Regions from separate parts of the Homo sapiens genome. Here region 1 is linked to region 2. A link is an interaction called in ENCODE POLR2A ChIA-PET data of the cell type or tissue named here. Cell type or tissue: A673. All regions are shown on one strand. Each heading gives the region's core, and the rest is flanking DNA. Links, peaks and the distances in the headings are about the cores only. Region 1 overlaps APOBEC3F (apolipoprotein B mRNA editing enzyme catalytic subunit 3F). Region 2 holds the start of SYNGR1 (synaptogyrin 1).

Region 1 (8,386 bases), core at 107-8,106, 300 kb after region 2:
AGCTCAGACTAGGAGCAGGAGGAGTGCAGGGGTGGGGCGATGGGAGCAGAGGGCGGGCCTGGAGCCCCAGGGCGTTTCCTTATTTATTTTTGAGACAGGGTCTCTCCTGTTGCCCAGGCTGGGGTGCAGTGGTGCGATCTGGGGCTGACTGCAGCCTTGACCTCCCAGGCTCAAGGAATCTTCCCACCTCAGCCTCCTGATTAGCTGGGACTGCAGGTGCGTGCCACCACGCCTGCCTAATTTTTTTGTAATTTTTGTAGAGACTGGGTTTCACCATGTTGCTCAGGCTGATCTCGAACTCTTGGGCTCAAGCCATCCTCCTGCCTCACCCTCCCAAAACTCTGCGACTATGAGCATAAACCACATGCATGGCCTTATTTTCTTTACTTCTCATTTTTTTGGGTACATACTAGGCCCCAGGGCTTTTTACTCATTGAATTTCCCTTCTTCCATCCTTCTCCTTGCTCTTTATTTTTTCTTTTCTTTTTCTTTCTTTTTTTTTTTTTTTGATACTGAGTCTCGCTCTGTCACCCATGCTGTAGTGCAGTGGCGCGATCTCCGCTCACTGCAAGCTCCGCCTCCGGGGTTCACGCCATTCTCCTGCCTCAGCCTCCCAAGTAGCTGGGACTACAGGCGCCCGCCACCACGCCTGGCTAATTTTTTGTATTTTTAGTAGAGATGGGGTTTCACCGAGTTAGCGAGCATGGTTTCAAGCTCCTGACCTCGTGATCCCCCGCCTTGGCCTCCCAAAGTGCTGAGATTACAGGCGTGAACCACTGCACCTGGCCGTTCCTCTTTATCTTTTTGAGTGACAGAGTCTTGCTCTGTCACCCAGGCTGGGGGGCAGTGGCAAGATCTCGGCTCACTGCAACCTCTGCCTCCTGGGTTCAGGCGATTTTCCTGCCTAAGCCACCCAAGTAGCTGGGACTACAGGGGCACACCCCCACGCCTGGCTAATTTTTGTAGTTTTAGTAGTGATGGGATTTCACCATGTTAGGCAGGCTGGTGTCAAACTCCTGACCTCATGATCCGCCCGCCTCAGCCTCGCTAAGTGCTGGGATTACAGGCGTGAGCCACTGCACTCGGCCCCTTCCTTCTTTATTTTATTGAGTCTTTTCCTGTCTCATCATAGGTCATGTGTGATTTCTGGCATCCTGTTCCCCAGGCATCCGTTAACCGGGCATCCTCAGCCCCTGCTGTGGCCTGGTCCTATGGGGTCTGCCTTGTCCCCTGTCTGCCTTCTGCTGGGAAGGTCATTGGACCCACATTGTCCCATGGAGTTGAAGGTTGGCCAAAGGGGCTACTGAGCACTTGAAATGGGGCTCTGATTAGAAACGTTGGCACGTGTAAAATACACAGCGCATTTCAAAATCTCATTGTGAGAATAGACAAACTTTAACTCTCTCATGAGGCATTTTATATTAAGTATATGTTGAAATCCTATGTGAGATAATTGAGCTAATGCAGACACTAAAATTTCTTCCACAAGTTCTTGTCGCCTTTTTAGCGTGTGGGGACTGGGAACACTCGCGCTTCCATCCTGAGTCCTGGGTGTTTCCGAGGCCAGCACTGCTGTAGGCCAGGCCTGCCCAGCACACAGACGGCTCCCTCCCCAAACACACTCTGAAAAAATCTCCTGCCTGGGAGGAGGGGGCCGCAGGGTTGGGTGGGACACGACAGGGTGGGTGGGAGGTCAGTGGCTGCTGTGGGGGCGGCAGGGTGAGGAGCGAGGGTTCACCACCCTGTGAGGATGTGTCCTTGACATCGAGGAATCAGGGCAGTGGCGGGGGCGGCCCCACCAGCCCACAGTGACTGGCCCAGGCACAGTGCTGGACACCAGACCCACCGCTTCCCACAGCTGCTGTTTCCCGAGGACTGCCGGACGCACAGCTCCATGACAAGATTTTGGGAAACAAAGTCAAGAGTGAGGGCGCTGGGCGCTAAACAAGGCCTTTTGGTAAGAGGCAAAACCCCTCGACAATCTGATCCCAGGAAAGTTAGGGAGGAAGATCTGGGCCACGGACTTAAAAAATGTGGGAGGAAGTTGGGCGTGGTGGCTCATGCCTGTAATCCTAGCACTTTGGGAGGCCGAGGGGGGCGGATCACTTGAGGTCAGGAATTCGAAACCAGCCTGGTCACCACGGTGAAACCCCGTCTCTACTAAAAATGGAATAAAAATTAGCTGGGTGTGGTGGTGGGCACCTGTAATCCCAGCTACTCAGGAGGCTGAGACAGAAGAATTGCTTGAACCCAGGAGGCAGAGGTTGCAGTGAGCAGAGATCACGCCATTGCACTCCAGCCTGGGTGACTGAGTGAGACTCTGTCTCAAAAAAAAAAAAAAAAAAGAAATGTAAGAGGAAAGTACACACAGGAAAGCCCACGCCAGGCACGTCACTTATTGTGTTTTCTGCATTCCTAGCTGCTTAGCTCCTATTTGGGGTGTAAATAGGACTTTGGTGCTACCTGGTTTCGGAAGACGCCCCTCTTCCAGGAGACAGGTGAGTGGTGCTTTACAACTTCCATGGTGAAGCACAGCCAGCTTTCGTTCCGACCATAGGCTTTGCGTAGGTTTTTAAAGTGGAAGTAGAATATGTGTGGATACATTGCCTCCATCGGGTTTCTGAAGGCACAATAGAGAAACCCCAATGCAGAGACCCCCCTGGATTCCTCGGAGCTGATGCCCACTGAACACCACTCACTGGACAGCCCTGGGAATGTCTGCTGCTTTCCCAGGCAGAAAGACTGGGAGAGAGAAAGAGGAGGGGATGCTGGCAGGGGCAGAAGGGCCGGGGTGACCTCTCCCAGCTGGAACCACAGCTCTGGGCCTACCAATGGGACACCCTCAACCTCCCAGTTTTTCTGCCACACGTCTCCCAACCCATTAGGAAAATGCAACAGACAATAAAACTCTTCGCCCTAAAATAATTGCTTGAACATTTCAGCTCAATTCCTTCCTCACATTTCACCTGTCCGATGATGATGATTCTTTTTACGTTGGTATCACACCGAATTCCCAGGCCCAGGCTACTCTTTTTGTTTTTTTTGTTTTTGTTTTTGTTTGGGACATAGTCTCCCTCTGCTGCCCAGGCTGGAGTGCAGTGGCGCGATCTCAGCTTACTGCAACCTGCACCTCCCGGGTTGAAGTGATTCTCCTGCCTCAGCCTCCTGAGTAGCTGGGATTACGAGCTTGTGTCACCACGTCCGGCTGATTTTTGTACTTTTATTTATTTATTTATTTTTATACGGGGTCTCAGTCTGTCGCCAGGCTGGAGTGCAGTGGCACAATCTCGGCTCACTGCAACCTCTGCCTCTTGGTTTCAAGCGATTCTCCTGCCTCAGCCTCCCAACTAGCTGGGACTGCAGGCACGTGCCACAACACCCGGCTAATTTTTTGTATTTTTAGTAGAGATGGGGTTTCATCATGTTAGCCAGGATGGTCTTGAACTCCTGACCTTGTGATCTGCCCGCCTGCCTCCCAAAGTGCTGGGATTACAGGTGTGAGCCATCGCGGCCAGACCTAGTTTTTGTATTTTTAGTAGAGACTGGGTTTCACCATGTTGGCCAGGCTGGTCTTGAACTCCTGACCTTGTGATCTGCCCGACTCAGCCTCCCAAAGTGCTGGGATGACAGGCGTGAGTCACTGTGCCCGGCCAGCCTAGGCCACTCTCCTAAGTGCTGTGAGGGTCTGAGCTCATGGTATGTGCCTGAGGCCTGCAGGGGGCCATCACTATTTTACAGACGAGGTGCCAGAGGCACAGAGAGGCGGGGTAACCTGCCCAGGCCACAGAGATGGGGATGGATGGAGCTGGGGCCCCTTTCCGGGCCAGCCCTGTCCAGCCTCTGCATCACAGGCCCTGCAGGAGGGAGCTGTTGGGAACCGGACTCTCTTCTTACTAAACTTTAAAATAAGAGCATTTCTCCTGATCATCATATTTTTTCCTACACTCCATGTTGCAGGTTTCATTCTAAAAGGTGAATGGTGCTCACGGAGGAGGAGCCTGTGTCTGGAGTCATGTGCATCCTCCTCTGTTCACAGTGGAGGCATCTTTGGAAGAAGTGACTTATTTTCTGGTACAGAGACCATTCCCTCCCCCACATCCTCTCCTAAGACTTTGTGTTGAAACAAAGTAAATCTTGCAGAAATTCCATGGAAGTGCTGAGAACAAAATGCCTGATTGCTCCAATCATCCTTTGGTTCAATTTTCTCAGTTCCTGAGCTCAGGAATGGCGAGAAGCACAGAGAGGGAGCACCATCCCAGGGCGGGGAGCAATAGCAAAGGGGTGACTTTCGGGGGAGAGTCTCAGCAGGGGGCCTGGGCTGGGGCAGGTGGGGGAGATGGCCCATTCAGAAGCTGTAAAGGGGCGACCACATAGCAGGGCAAAGAGCCTGGCTGGTAGTGGGAGCAGCAGAGGAACCAGAGGGGAGAGAGACTAGCGCTGGGGCAGGGGCAGGGGGAGGCCAGGCTGAGGCCCAGCAGGGCCACCAGGCAGGAAGGGGCAGCAGAGGCCCCGTGGGCAGAGCGGGCAGTGGTCCCTGATCTGGGGCTTCATGTGCACCCTCCCTGGCAGGCTTGTCCTGGCCCTGATGGTAGTCCTGGGCTTGGGTTCTATTTTATCTTCCAGGGCCCTTGTTCCAGGAGACACCTGCGCTGTGAGTGACCTCACAGGCCCATCTGAGTGCAGGTCTCACTTTATGCTGCTTTCTCACCTGGATGGGAGGACCTCCAGAGGGACTCCTGGATCCTGCCCTCAGGAATCATCCCAGGGACGCCCCCCACCCGGTAGCTATGTGGTAGGGAGGGAGAGTGAGGGGCAGGTGTCTGCTTCCCCCTTGCCTTCACATTCAAAGGCCACCATTGGAGGGAGGAATAGCGGGTGGGGGTGCCCTCAGATGTCCCCCCAGGATGCCATGCGTGCCCCCACACTGAGCTCCTTCCTTCCACATCTCCTGCCCAGAGTTGTTCCCTGGCAGGCTGAGCTCTTGTCCCTATGTCACAGAAGGGTGGAGGCTGGTGTCCCCGGCCACCCTGTCTTGCAGTTTGCTCCTCCGGTCTAAGACCCAGGTGCTCAGTTCCCGTCTCTCCCGAGGGCCTTAGATCCCTTTCTATGGCCTCTCTGGTCTCTGGTTGCCTTTTTCTATTGTGCTTCCTGGAGAGCTCCTGGCATCTCAAGCCTCCCATTATCCAAGCCTACTCTTTTGCAAAATCTTACTCAACACCTGGCCAACATTGCAAAACCCCGTCTCTACTAAAAATACAAAAATTAGCCAGTGTGGTGGCATGAGCCTGTAATCCCAGGTACTTGGGAGGCTGAGACAAGAGAATTGCTAGAACCAGGAGGTAGAGATTGCAGTGAGCCGAGATCGCACCATAGCACTCCAGCCTGGGCGACAGAGGGAGACAGTGTCTCAAAAAAAAAAAAAAAATCTTATTCAATTGGGACCTTGATCACTGAGTGTTTGTTTGGCTCTTTCTGCATCTCCATCCCTGTTGGGGGCAGATTTGAGAAGGGACAGGCGTGAGCAGAGGCCGGGCTGGGTGCTGTTGGGTGGGGAAGCCATGGGGTGGGGCCCAGGGTGCAGCAAGGTCTGGAGGGAGGGGCTGTGAGAGTCAGGGCAGGACTCGCCTGGGAGACAGACACACAGAACAGGGACCCCTGCATGCCCCACGCAAGCTTGACCCATTGTCATGGACTAAATTGTATCTTCCCCACATTGATATGTTGAAACCCTCATCCCCACCTCCTCACAGGATAACTGTATTTGGAGACAGGTCCACTAAAGTGGTGATTAAATTAACTCATGGCCCTTAGGGTGGGCCCTAATCCTGTCTGACTGGGGTCCATAAACGAGGAGGACATTTAGAGGCAGAGAGACCCCAGGGGTGCAGGTGCACAGAGGAAAGGCCAGAGAGGACAGGGCTGGAAGGGACCCCCTGCCAGCCAAGAGGAGCAGCTGCAGAAGACACAACCCCGCCCACCCCTCCACCTTGGACTTGCAGCCTCCAGATCTGTGAGAAAATAAATGCCTGCCCTGTGGGCACCCGGCCCGGGGGCATCTTCTATGGCAGTCGAAGCCTGAAGTTTCCACAGAGGCTGCTCCTTCTCAGGGACTCAGGTCGGCCTTGAAGGATGTTGCTCAAAGCTTCTGGCTGTCGGCCTTGTGAATATTCATGCCCACTTACGTCCAGTTTTATGACAAATTCGATTATGCCAGGGAGATGGAAGGAGCCAGGTTGGGGATCCCAGGCTGTGGGGAGGGCGGCCTCGAAGGTGGATGGAGGTTGCTCTGGAGGCAGAAGGGGCCTCTCACTCATAGGAGGGGCCCAGGAAAGAGGGAGGAGGCAAGAAGGGGAAGGAGCACAAGGAGTGTGGGTGAGGGGTGTAACCATGAGGGCAGGCAGGGGGCAGGACGGAGGGCAGGAGGGCCTGGCCAGGGGAGGCCTCAGGAGGATGAGCAGGAGGCGAGAGGAGACAGACGATGAGGCCAGAGGGAGACCCTCACCTGAGAATCTCCTTTAGCGTGCGGTGCAGGAATGCATAATTGTCATCGAATTTGTACCAAGGCATGAATGGCTGACCTTCACTGTACACAAAGTTTTCCCAGCAGTATGCAAATTCTGAGACGAAGAGGCAGGAAGCAGTCAGGCTCTGCCCTGACCCTGGGCCCGCGCTCCCAGGCCTGGTCTCCTGGCTGTCAGTTGCTGTCAGTGCTGGCCCCGCCCCTGCAGGCTGCCCTGGGACACCCCCAGCCATGGCATTGCAGATCCATCCATCTTTCATGCTGTTCCTCCCGCTCACGCTCCCCTGACCCCTCCACCTCTCACCTTCATCGTCCATAATCTTCACGCGGGCCCCTGCCTGACTCAGCCTGCAGAGCGCCCTTCGGTAATCTCTTTCCCAGTAGTAGTAGAGGCGGGCGGCGGAGATGGTCAGGGTGACATTGGGGTGCTCAGCCAGGAATTCGGCCAGCTTCGCCACACAGTCCGGGCAGGGGGTCCAGGATACAAACCAGGTGATCTGGAAACACTTGTAAGCAGGCAGCTGGTTGCCACAGAACCAAGAGAGGAAGCACATTTCTGCGTGGTGCTCAGGCTGGGAATACACCTGGGAGAGGAGCAGGGGGCAGGGGATGCTCTGAGAGGGGGAGCAGGAGGAGTGCAGGGGTGGGGCAGGGAGAGGAGGGGCCAGGACAGGAGCCCAGGGGATCTTGCCATTGAAGCTCCTTTCCTCCATCCCCCCTGTTTAGTTTGAGTGATTGTCTGCTCCAAAGCTCACGTTCAGTGTTAATGGCTATTGTAATGGCCTTAAGAGGTGGCACCTAGAAGAGGCTATGAGGCTGTGGGGGCTGCACCTTTGTGGGTGCTACTGGCGTGTTTATTCAAGGGCGACTTCAGCCCCTCTTTCTGTCTCTTGCCCTCTAGCTGGGGGGGCAGTATGTCAGACTAAACTGCTTCCTCTTGTCCCCGTGGCATGGAGCAGCAGTGACTCGACATCCCAGGCCACTCTGTCTGGAGCATCCCCTGAACTTCTGGCAACAACCTTTACCCCCACGTGACTGTGCAGCTCGCAGGCCCTGGAAAGTTGCTGGTGCATTGACAGTGGACTTCCCAGAGGCCAGAACTCGAGCCCATACATTTCTGTTTATTGTAAATGTCCCCATCTCAGTCCTGCTGTTGAAGCATCATCACAAAGTGCACCAAGACATGAGCTTCCCTTCGTTTGGAAGTTTTCCCAGCCCTGTTCAGAGCCTCATGCGTGAATTCTGGCATCCATTCTCCCAGGCATCCATTCACCAGGCATCCTCAGCCCCTGCTGTGGCCTGGCCCTCTAGGGTCTGCCTTGTTCCCTGCCTGCGGTCAGCTGGGGAGGCCACTGGACCTGCGCTGTCCCATGTGGTGGGGCGCACTGGCCAAAGGGGCTACTGAGCACTTGAAATGGGGCTCTGATGAAAGACCTGGGCACCTGAAAAATACACCATACACCGCTCATTTATCTTTTTTTGTTTTTTGTTTTTGTTTTGAGACGTAGTTTCACTCTTGTTGCCCAGGCTGGAGTGCAATGATGCAATCTCGGCTCACTACAACCTCTGCCTCATGGGTTCAAGCGGTTCTCCTGCCTCAGCCTCCCAAGTAGCTGGGATTACAGGCGACTGCCACCACACCGGGCTAATTTTTTTTTTGTATTTTTAGTAGAGACGGGATTTCACCATGTTGGCCAAGCTGGTTTTCAAACATCTAACCTCAGGTGATCCACCCACCTCGGCCTCCCAAAGTGCTGGGATTACAGGCGCGAGCCACCCACCAAGCGTGGCCTACACAGCTCATTTCAAAGACTCAGTGTGACAAAAAGAAACTTCATTATCTTGTCAAGAATTTTATGTTAATTA
Region 2 (8,252 bases), core at 253-8,252:
CTCGTTATTGGAGCGAGAGTGCCTTGGGGTGGCACTGAGCACTCAGCTGGCACTGAGCAGGGGACTTGTGGAATGAACAAATGAACATCAGAACTGGCCAGAGGTTCTGTCTCTACCCTGGACCCTCTTCCCCAACAACCGCTGGTCCCAGAATTTTCCTGTGGCCCCATGGCTGGCACATGGCAAGTTGGTTGGGGGAGGCAAGGGGTCTTATCTTGAAACTGCTGTGTTTACAAAAAACGTTCAGCTTTTTTTTTTTTTTATTTGAGACAGAGTTTTGCTTTTGTTGCCCAGGCTGGAGTGCAGTGGTGTGATCTCAGCTAACTGCAACCTCCGCCTCCCGGGTTCAAGCGATTCTCCTGCCTCAGCCTCCTGAGTAGCTGGGATAACAGGCGACCGCCACCACGCTCAGCTAATTTTTGTATTTTAGTAGAGATGGGGTTTCACCATGTTGGCCAGGATGGTCTCGAACTCCTGACCTCAAGTGATCCACCCGCCTTGGCCTCCCAAAGTGCTGGGATTATAGGCGTGAGCCACCTCACCTGGCCAAGTTCAGCTTTTTTATTCAGTGTTCACTTGGGATGATGGGGGGTGGAGTGGAGGGGGTGAATAAAACCAGGGGTATGAAGCTGCCCCCCTCAGGCCACCCCTTGGTGCCATGGATATCCAGGCAGAGAACCCACAGGGAGTACACAGAATGTGGAGCCCAGCAGTCCGGGTTCAAACCAAGTCTCTGACAAGCCCAGGCCTTGAGCTAGCACAAGTCACTTCTCCAGGCTGAGCCTTAATTCTGTCATTTGTAAAACGGGGGGAAGATACCCACCCCACTTACAGAACCATGTGGTATTATGGCCAAAGCCCTTAAAAAATGAACCCTGAAAATGGCAACATTTCAAACATTTTATCATTTTCATTTTGTCAAAGTAGAGAATTAAAGAAACATTGACTGGGCACGGTGGCTCACACCTGTAATCCCAGCACTTTGGGAGGCTGAGGCGGGTGGATCACTAGGTCAGGAGTTTGAGACCAGCCTGGCCAAGATGGTGAAACCCCGTCTCTACTAAAAATTTAAAAAGTAGCTGGGCATGGTGGTGGGTGCCTGTAATCCCAGCTATTTGGGAGGCTGAGGCAGGAGAATCACTTGAAACCAGGAGGCAGAGGTTGCAGTGAGCCAAGATCGCGCCACTGCACTCTAGCCTGGAGACAGAGCGAGACTCCATCTCAAAAACAAAAAACAAACAAACAAAAAACTCATCTGCCAGCACTGATATTCATTCCCTATAGTCCATCTTAGCCCCCTGCAAAAAAGAATATAAACTCCAAATAAAAGGTGGTCCTTTCTATTAAATCAGTTTAGCTTCTTGCTGTAACTCCTTTTTTTCCCATCTGGCTTTAGAACAAAGAAATGAGTCACTGACAGGCGGCAGTCACCGCGCAACAGATCAGGCACTTCTGACCCAGCCCAGCCCAGTTCGGGTGGGAAGACTGAGGCACAGAGGGTGGGGAGGGGACACTTACTGAAGGTCACAGCTGTGGCCTGGGGGTGCCAGGAGTGGCAGCTGATCTGCCACTGGGGCGATGACACCAAGAGGTGAGAAAGCCTTAGTCAAGAGACAAGCCATGCCGGATGCAGTGGCCCACGCCTCGCCTCATCGTCCCAGCTGCTCACAAGGCTGAGGTGGGAGGATCACTTGAGTCCAGGAGTCTGAGACCAGCCTGGGCAACACAGCAAGATCCTGTCTCTAAAAAAATAAAAAAGAGACAAGCCAGGTCTTGGAGGCCCTGCTTCTGTGCAGGCTGACCCAGGGGCTCAGAGGGCTTGGGTTCCAGGGTGGGTCCAGGTTGGTGAGGCCCTGAAGCTTACATGATTTGGGGGCCCTCTTTTGGAAAAGCAACAGAAAAAAAAATCTTTCTTTTACAAATTTTACAAAAATCCCAGGTCCAGGCCGGGTGCGGTGGCTCACGCCTGTAATCCCAGCACGTTGGGAGGCCAAGGCAGGTGGATCACCTGAGGTCAGGAGTTCGAGACCAGCCTGGCTAACATGGTGAAACCCCATCTCTACTAAAAATACAAAAATTAGCTGGGCGTGGTGGTGTGTGCCTGTAGTCCCAGCTACTTGGGAGGCCGAGGCAGTAGAGTTGCTTGAACCTGGGAGGCGGAGGTTGCAATGAGCCGAGATGGCACCATTGTACTCCAGCCTGGGCAACAGAGCAAGACTCCATCTCAAAAAAAGAAAAAAAACAATCACAGGTTCATGTGCACATGCTGTTAGGGCCCCTCCAGGGCTGTGGTAGGGGTCTGGGTTGTCCAGGAGTCCTGGACAGGGTGACAAATTGTCCCTGTTTGTCTGGACTAAGGGCCTCTCAGAATGCTAAAGGCAGGAAGTTCCAGCACACCAGGATAAACGGGTCACCCTGGTCCTGGAGCTCAGCTTCACTTGCTCTGCCCTGTGGTGTGAGGGCCAAGAGCAGGCGCCAGCTGCATCCCCCGCAGCTCCTGATGTGTTTAAATGGCTCAGCACGCCACACAGTTTCGAAAAGACCAGAAGGAGACAGCACCCTATTCACTGCAGCCCTCCCTAAGTGGTGGTATCACATGATTACCACCCCCCACCAAACTTTTTCTGTTGTGGTAAAACACACGTAACATACAATTTACCATCTTCACCATTTCAGTGGTGTTAAGTACATTCCTACCGTGCAACCATCACATGTGATTTTTATACTTTCCAATAATTGGCAGGTATTACTCTGATCAGGAAAAAAAGCTACTTTTAAAGGTGTCAATCAGCCTGTATCAGACACCTCTTGGTTCGACAAAGGTAGTGAGCGCCTTGTATCCACGTGTGTGAGCAGGACTGGGAGGCTGTGGGGTCGTTTGAGCATTGGTTGGTCCAGGTGACCTTTGTGTCCTTTCCAATCCTGACATTCCAGGATTCTGGATTCTTCCCTGCCCCAGGGGGAGAACTACTCTTTGGAGACAGGAAGACCTAGGCTCAAATGCTCGTCTGCCACTTACATGCTTAGTGACTTTGGGCCAGGCACTTGGCCTCGCTCGCTGAGCCGCAGCTTCCTCTAGTGTTGGGGAACCAGCTAGGTAGCTGTGTGTGGTCTTGCACCCCATGGGTGCTCAGAGGGGCTGATCCTTCCTCCTGCTTTCCACGTCCTCTCCCCTGGATGTGCATATGTATAAACCCTCATCCCACCAGGCCCAATCTGACATCACCTTCACCATGAAATTTGATTCCACAGCAGGGAGACCCCTCTCCTGGCTCTTGCGGCCTCTGCCTGGGGGCACCTGGCTCACTCCCCAGTGGGACTGTGGCTTCCCGAGAACAAGGGCTGCTTCTGAGTCACGCTGCCTTCCCTTGGGGCCCAGCAGATTCAATAAAGCTTTGCTAAATGAAGGCATCAGAGGCAGAAATGACCCAAGCAGACAAGCCCCCTCACAAAGCCAGTGGCTTCGCCCTTCCAGGCCAGAGGCCCAGGGGTGGGCAGACTAAAGCAGTGAACGCAGCCCACCCGCCTGATCCGGCAGGTGCCCCCCAGGGCTCCCACCTTTGGCAAGGGTCTGTTGGGGCATCTGGGGAGCAGGAGACTGGCACAGATAAATGAATTCAGAGCCACAAACACAGATGTGCTGGGGTGCCCGGCTCTGTGCAGGCACCGACACAAGGGTTAAAGGAACTGGGCTTTCCTGCCCTCAAACAGCTCCCATCTGACGGCATTTGAGAAGAAAAGGCTTTAAATGGGGTCATCCTTCGCAGACCAGGGATACATACCCAAGCCATCCTACCAACCAGACCCTGAAAACCAAGGAAAGGAGGAAGCTTGGGCACCCTGAGGTCACAGCTGGCCTTGGGGTAGCCCCTGGGGTCCCTGACAGTCTAGCCCATTCCTAGTCTAAGCCCACAAGGAACGGGCCCCAGGCCTGCAGAGGCCAGAACCTCGAGTGGGAGTTTCTGGGATACAGCCAGCCAAACCCAGGGAGCCCCAGAAACCCCCTCTCCAGACCCCAGCAGGGCTTCTTTCCATGAGGTGCCACTCAAGGCACCTGAACCCCTCCCTCTGTGCTCACTGTCTCTGACCCATCCTCTCCCTGACCACCCGTCTGAACAAGAGCCCACTCAGCCCTCTGCACTGAGGACCCTGCCCCCCAGCTAGGCTGGAGGCCACCCTGGCCTCTTCACTGTGGGAGCAGACCTTTCTCCCAGACACCCGCCTTGGGCATCCAGGTGCATGCTGAGTGGGAGGGGTGTTACCGGTTCATGAAATGTCAGAGCCCAAGGGGGCCTCAAGAAGGCTCCGCCCACCTTGTCTATAAATTGGGAAACTGAGGCATGAGAGAGGAGATGACACTCCCCACCTCGGAATTGAAGTCCTCATTTCTCGAGAACATTTCCTGGGTGGCTCCCAGCCCAAGGTCACGCAGAGAAGGAGAGGCAGTTCCCGGGTGGAAGAGAGGTACTCAGTTCCCGACTCATCGCTCCACACGGGCCGGGCTAGGCAATACGAACCCGGTTCCCGGCCCTCTCCTCCTCCAACGTCCATCGCAGGCGCGGCATGCACCCCACCGAGATGGTCCACGCCCTGATCCACCCCCCAAAAAAGGCCACCTTAAACCCTGGCTCCGTCCCCACGGTCCCCAGTCCGCCCTGGCGGCCGCGCACAATCCGAGCCTTTCGCGGCATAGCCGCGGCCTGGAGGTCACAGCAATCGGGGCGGGAAGGGGGGCGCACGAACCGGGGGCCCCAGGAAACCAGGGCTCCGGGAGCCGGAGCGGCGTCTCCCGCGAGCACCAGGGATCCCGCCCGCCCCGGGCCCGGGAAGGAGGAGCGGCGGCAGCGGGCCCCGCAGGCAGGACAGCTCCTCGCCCGCCGCCGCGCCGCCGCCGGGGGCCCGTTGGGGTCGGGGTCGGGGTCGGTCCGGGCGCGCCGCCTTTGCTCACACCCCCACCACCCCGGCCTGGCAGAGCCGTCGGCCAGTCCGTCCTTACCCAAGACACGACGCGCAGGATGGTGTGCGGCTGCCGGACCAGGGTGTAGGGGTCGAAGGCGCCCCCGGCTTTGCCCGCTCCGTACGCACCCCCTTCCATCGTGGCTGCACCCGCGCGGTGCCCCCCGCTCGGCGCGCGCCGCCGGCCCGTGCGCGTGCGCGGCGCCCCCGCCCCCTCCCCTGCGCGCGCGGCCGGCGGCCCAGGGCTCCCGCGAGGGGGCGTCGTGCGCGGCGGGCGCAGCTCGCGGGGCGCGGGCGGGGGGCTGGGCAGCGCGCGACCTCGGGCGCGGGGGCGCGCGTGCTGCGGCCCGGGGCTCAGGGCGCGCTCGCAGCCAGTGCGGTGACCTCTTTGCAAAGTGTTTGGGGGAGGGCGGTGCGTGCACAGCAAGTGTGGGCCGTGTCCCTGCCCCGCATCCCCGGTCCCCTGCCCCGGTCGCAGCCCCTCTGAGCCGTCGGCTCTGCTGAAACCATCTTCACGCTTGATTTGTTTGGCTGTTTCCTGCCACTTTGTCGGCCCCAAATATAATGAGAGGGCAGGAGCTGTGTTCGTCCTTCTTAGAGGGTGCTTGGTACGCAGTAGGCGCCGCATGAATATTTCTCGAATGAATGAACCACGAGTGAATGACCCTCTCTTACAGCCCTCCAGAGCAGCCCCCACCTCCCAGGACCACCCTTCCCCTGCCTCTTACGATGACGTCATGTGTGTCCCTGTGCCCGCGCACCCTCCCACCCCCAGCCTGGAGGGGCCTGGCACAGAGGCGGCGGCTGAGACTTCCTCTTCCCCATCCCCTCCTACCCCAGAACGTTGCCCCTTTCCTGAATCTAGCAATTAATTACGCAATCATTTGTTCATGGCCTCTTCTGCTGCTAGTCTGTGAGCTCCCGAGGCCCAGGTGTTGTCTAACTTATTCAATGCCTTACCCAAGGGCCTAGCATACAGTAGGTGCTCAGTAAACAGAGCCTAGTCCCCATCACCCCATCACAGCTTGGGCTAGACCTCCAGGTTTCATGGAAACGGAGGCTAGATGGAGGAGTGCTCCCTGCAGGGGAAGGGCCACCTTCCAGGGCTGGCTCTCCTGCTGCCCTGTAGCTCTATGGCCTCTCTATGTCTGCAGTCACCTTCACTGGTTCCAGGAGCAGGTTGGATGAGGATATGGGTGGAGGCTTTTGCTTCTCTGGTATCCTGCCATTCTGTGATGACAGGACACAACATCTGTGTGGAGGAAATGTGTGCTGGGCCTGAGGGTGCTCCTTATAAAAATTACATAGTCAATGTCCATCTTAGGCTCAGCTGATTGTTTAGTCTCTACCAGGCCTTGTGCTAAGGGCTTTACATACATTTTCACATTTAATCCAGCACACTTATAAGGTGTCTACTATGACTATATAAAACTTTTAGAAGAAAGCACAAGAGAAGGCCGGGCGCAGTGGTTCACGCCTGTAATCCCAGCACCTTGGGAGGCCAAGGTGGATGGATCACAAGGTCAAGTGATTGAGACCATCCTGGCCAACATGGTGAACCCGGTCTCTACTAAAAATACAAAAATTAGCCGGGCGTGGTGGCGAGCTCCTGTAGTCCCAGCTACTTGGGAGGCTGAGGCAGGAGAATCACTTGAACCCAGGAGGTGGAGGTTGCAGTGAGCCGAGATCGCGCCACAGCACTCCAGCCTGGCAACAGAGCGAGACTCCGTCTCAAAAAAAAAAAAAAAAAAAAAAAATCATGAAGAACATGATTCATAAAAGAAACAATTGATAAACTGGACTTTATCAAAATTAAGAACTTCTGTTCTTTAAAAGACATTGTTAAAAGAATGTATGAAAAGACAAACGATAGTCTGGGAGAAAATATTTGCAAAGCATAGATCTAAAGAACTTGCATCCCAAATAAAGAACGTTCGAACTCAATAATAATAAGAGGACCCACTTTTTAAAAAATGGGCAAAAGATTTGAATAGTTATACACCTCACCAAAGAAGATATACACACGGCAACTCAGCACATAAAAAGATGCCCAGCATCCGCGGTGGCTCACGCCTATAATCCCAGCACTTTGGGAGGCCGAGACGGGCAGATCATGAGGTCAGGAGATTGAGACCATCCTGGCTAACACGGTGAAACCTCATCTCTAGTAAAAATACAAAAAAAAAAAAAAAAAAATTAGCCGGGTGTAGTGGCTGTAGTCCCAGCTACTCGGGAGGCTGAAGCAGGAGAATGGCGTGAACCCGGGAGGCGGAGCTTGCAGTGAGCCGAGATCGCGCCACTGCACTCCAGCCTGGGCGACAGAACGAGACTCTGTCTCAAAAAAAAAAAAAAAAAAAAAAAAAGAAAGAAAGAAAGAAAAGAAAAGATGCCCAACATCATTAGTCAGAAATACAAGCTGGGTGTGATGTGGTGTGTACCTGTGACCCCAGCTGCTTGGGAAGCTGAGGCTGGAGGATTGCTTGAGCCCAGGAATTCAAGGCTGCAGTGAGCCAGGATTGCACCAATGCACTTCAGCCTGGGCAACCAAGTGAGACTGTTAAAAGAAAAAAAAAAGAGAGAGAGAGAAGTACAAATTAAAATTAGAATGAGATACTTCTACACATCTATTAATATGGCTAGGCTGGGCACGGTGGTTTACGTCTGTAATCCCAGCACTTTGGGAGGCTGAGGCGGTGGATTGCTTGAGGTCAGGAGTTCAAGAACAGACTGGCCAACATGGAGAAACCCAGTCTCTACTAAAAATACAAAAAAAATTAGCCGGGCGTGGTGGTGGGTGCCTGTAATCCCAGCTACTCGGGAGGCTGAGGCAGGAGAATAATCACTTGAACCCAGAAGGTGGAGGTTGCGGTGAGCCGAGATGGCACCACTGCACTCCAGCCTGGGCGACAGTGTCAAAAAAAAAAAAAAAAAGTGAAAAGTTTACTCACAGAAAAACCTGTACAGAAGTTTTATTTCTTTTCTTTCTTTATTTATTTATTTTTGAGACGGAGTCTTGCTATGTCACCCAGGCTGGAGTGCAGTGGTGCGATCTTGGCTCACTGCAACCTCTGCCTCCTGGGTTCAAGTGATTCTCCTGCCTCAGTCTCATGAGTAACTGGGATTACAGGTGCCCGCTGCCATGCCGGGCTAATTTTTGTATTTTTAGTAGAGACGGGGTTTCACCATGTTGGCCAGGCTGGTCTTGAACTCCTGACCTCAGGTGATCCGCCTGCCTCGGCCTCCCAAAGTGTTGGGATTACAGGCATGAGCCACCGAGCCCAACCCTGAACAGAAAT

What was found. Peaks named below come from ENCODE experiments on the same cell type or tissue, not always from the same donor. Only the 100,000 strongest peaks of a DNase experiment are listed, where the experiment ranks them.
Region 1: POLR2A ChIA-PET joins it to region 2 with 10 read pairs; 2 of 35 experiments call an interaction of 5 or more read pairs at or near these places.

Annotation. Positions count from the first base shown.
Region 1 is chr22:39,043,659-39,052,044 of GRCh38, reverse strand. APOBEC3F (apolipoprotein B mRNA editing enzyme catalytic subunit 3F) reads right to left here. Exons shown (of 7, transcript NM_145298.6): 3 at 6,825-7,104; 4 at 6,503-6,617; 5 at 2,464-2,620. Among named protein-coding and RNA genes, the nearest start is that of APOBEC3F, 7.0 kb to the right of the region's middle. RefSeq lists a silencer at 777-866 and an enhancer at 1,534-2,733. In A673, for the core only: no CTCF peak of the experiment used is centred there; no DNase peak of the experiment used is centred there.
Region 2 is chr22:39,346,854-39,355,105 of GRCh38, reverse strand. SYNGR1 (synaptogyrin 1) reads right to left here and starts at 5,115. Exons shown (of 4, transcript NM_004711.5): 1 at 4,997-5,115. The coding sequence starts at 5,095. RefSeq lists an enhancer at 3,636-3,685 and a silencer at 4,909-5,068. In A673, for the core only: no CTCF peak of the experiment used is centred there; a DNase peak (open chromatin) is centred at 5,215; H3K4me3 peaks cover 2,117 bases; H3K27ac peaks cover 2,964 bases.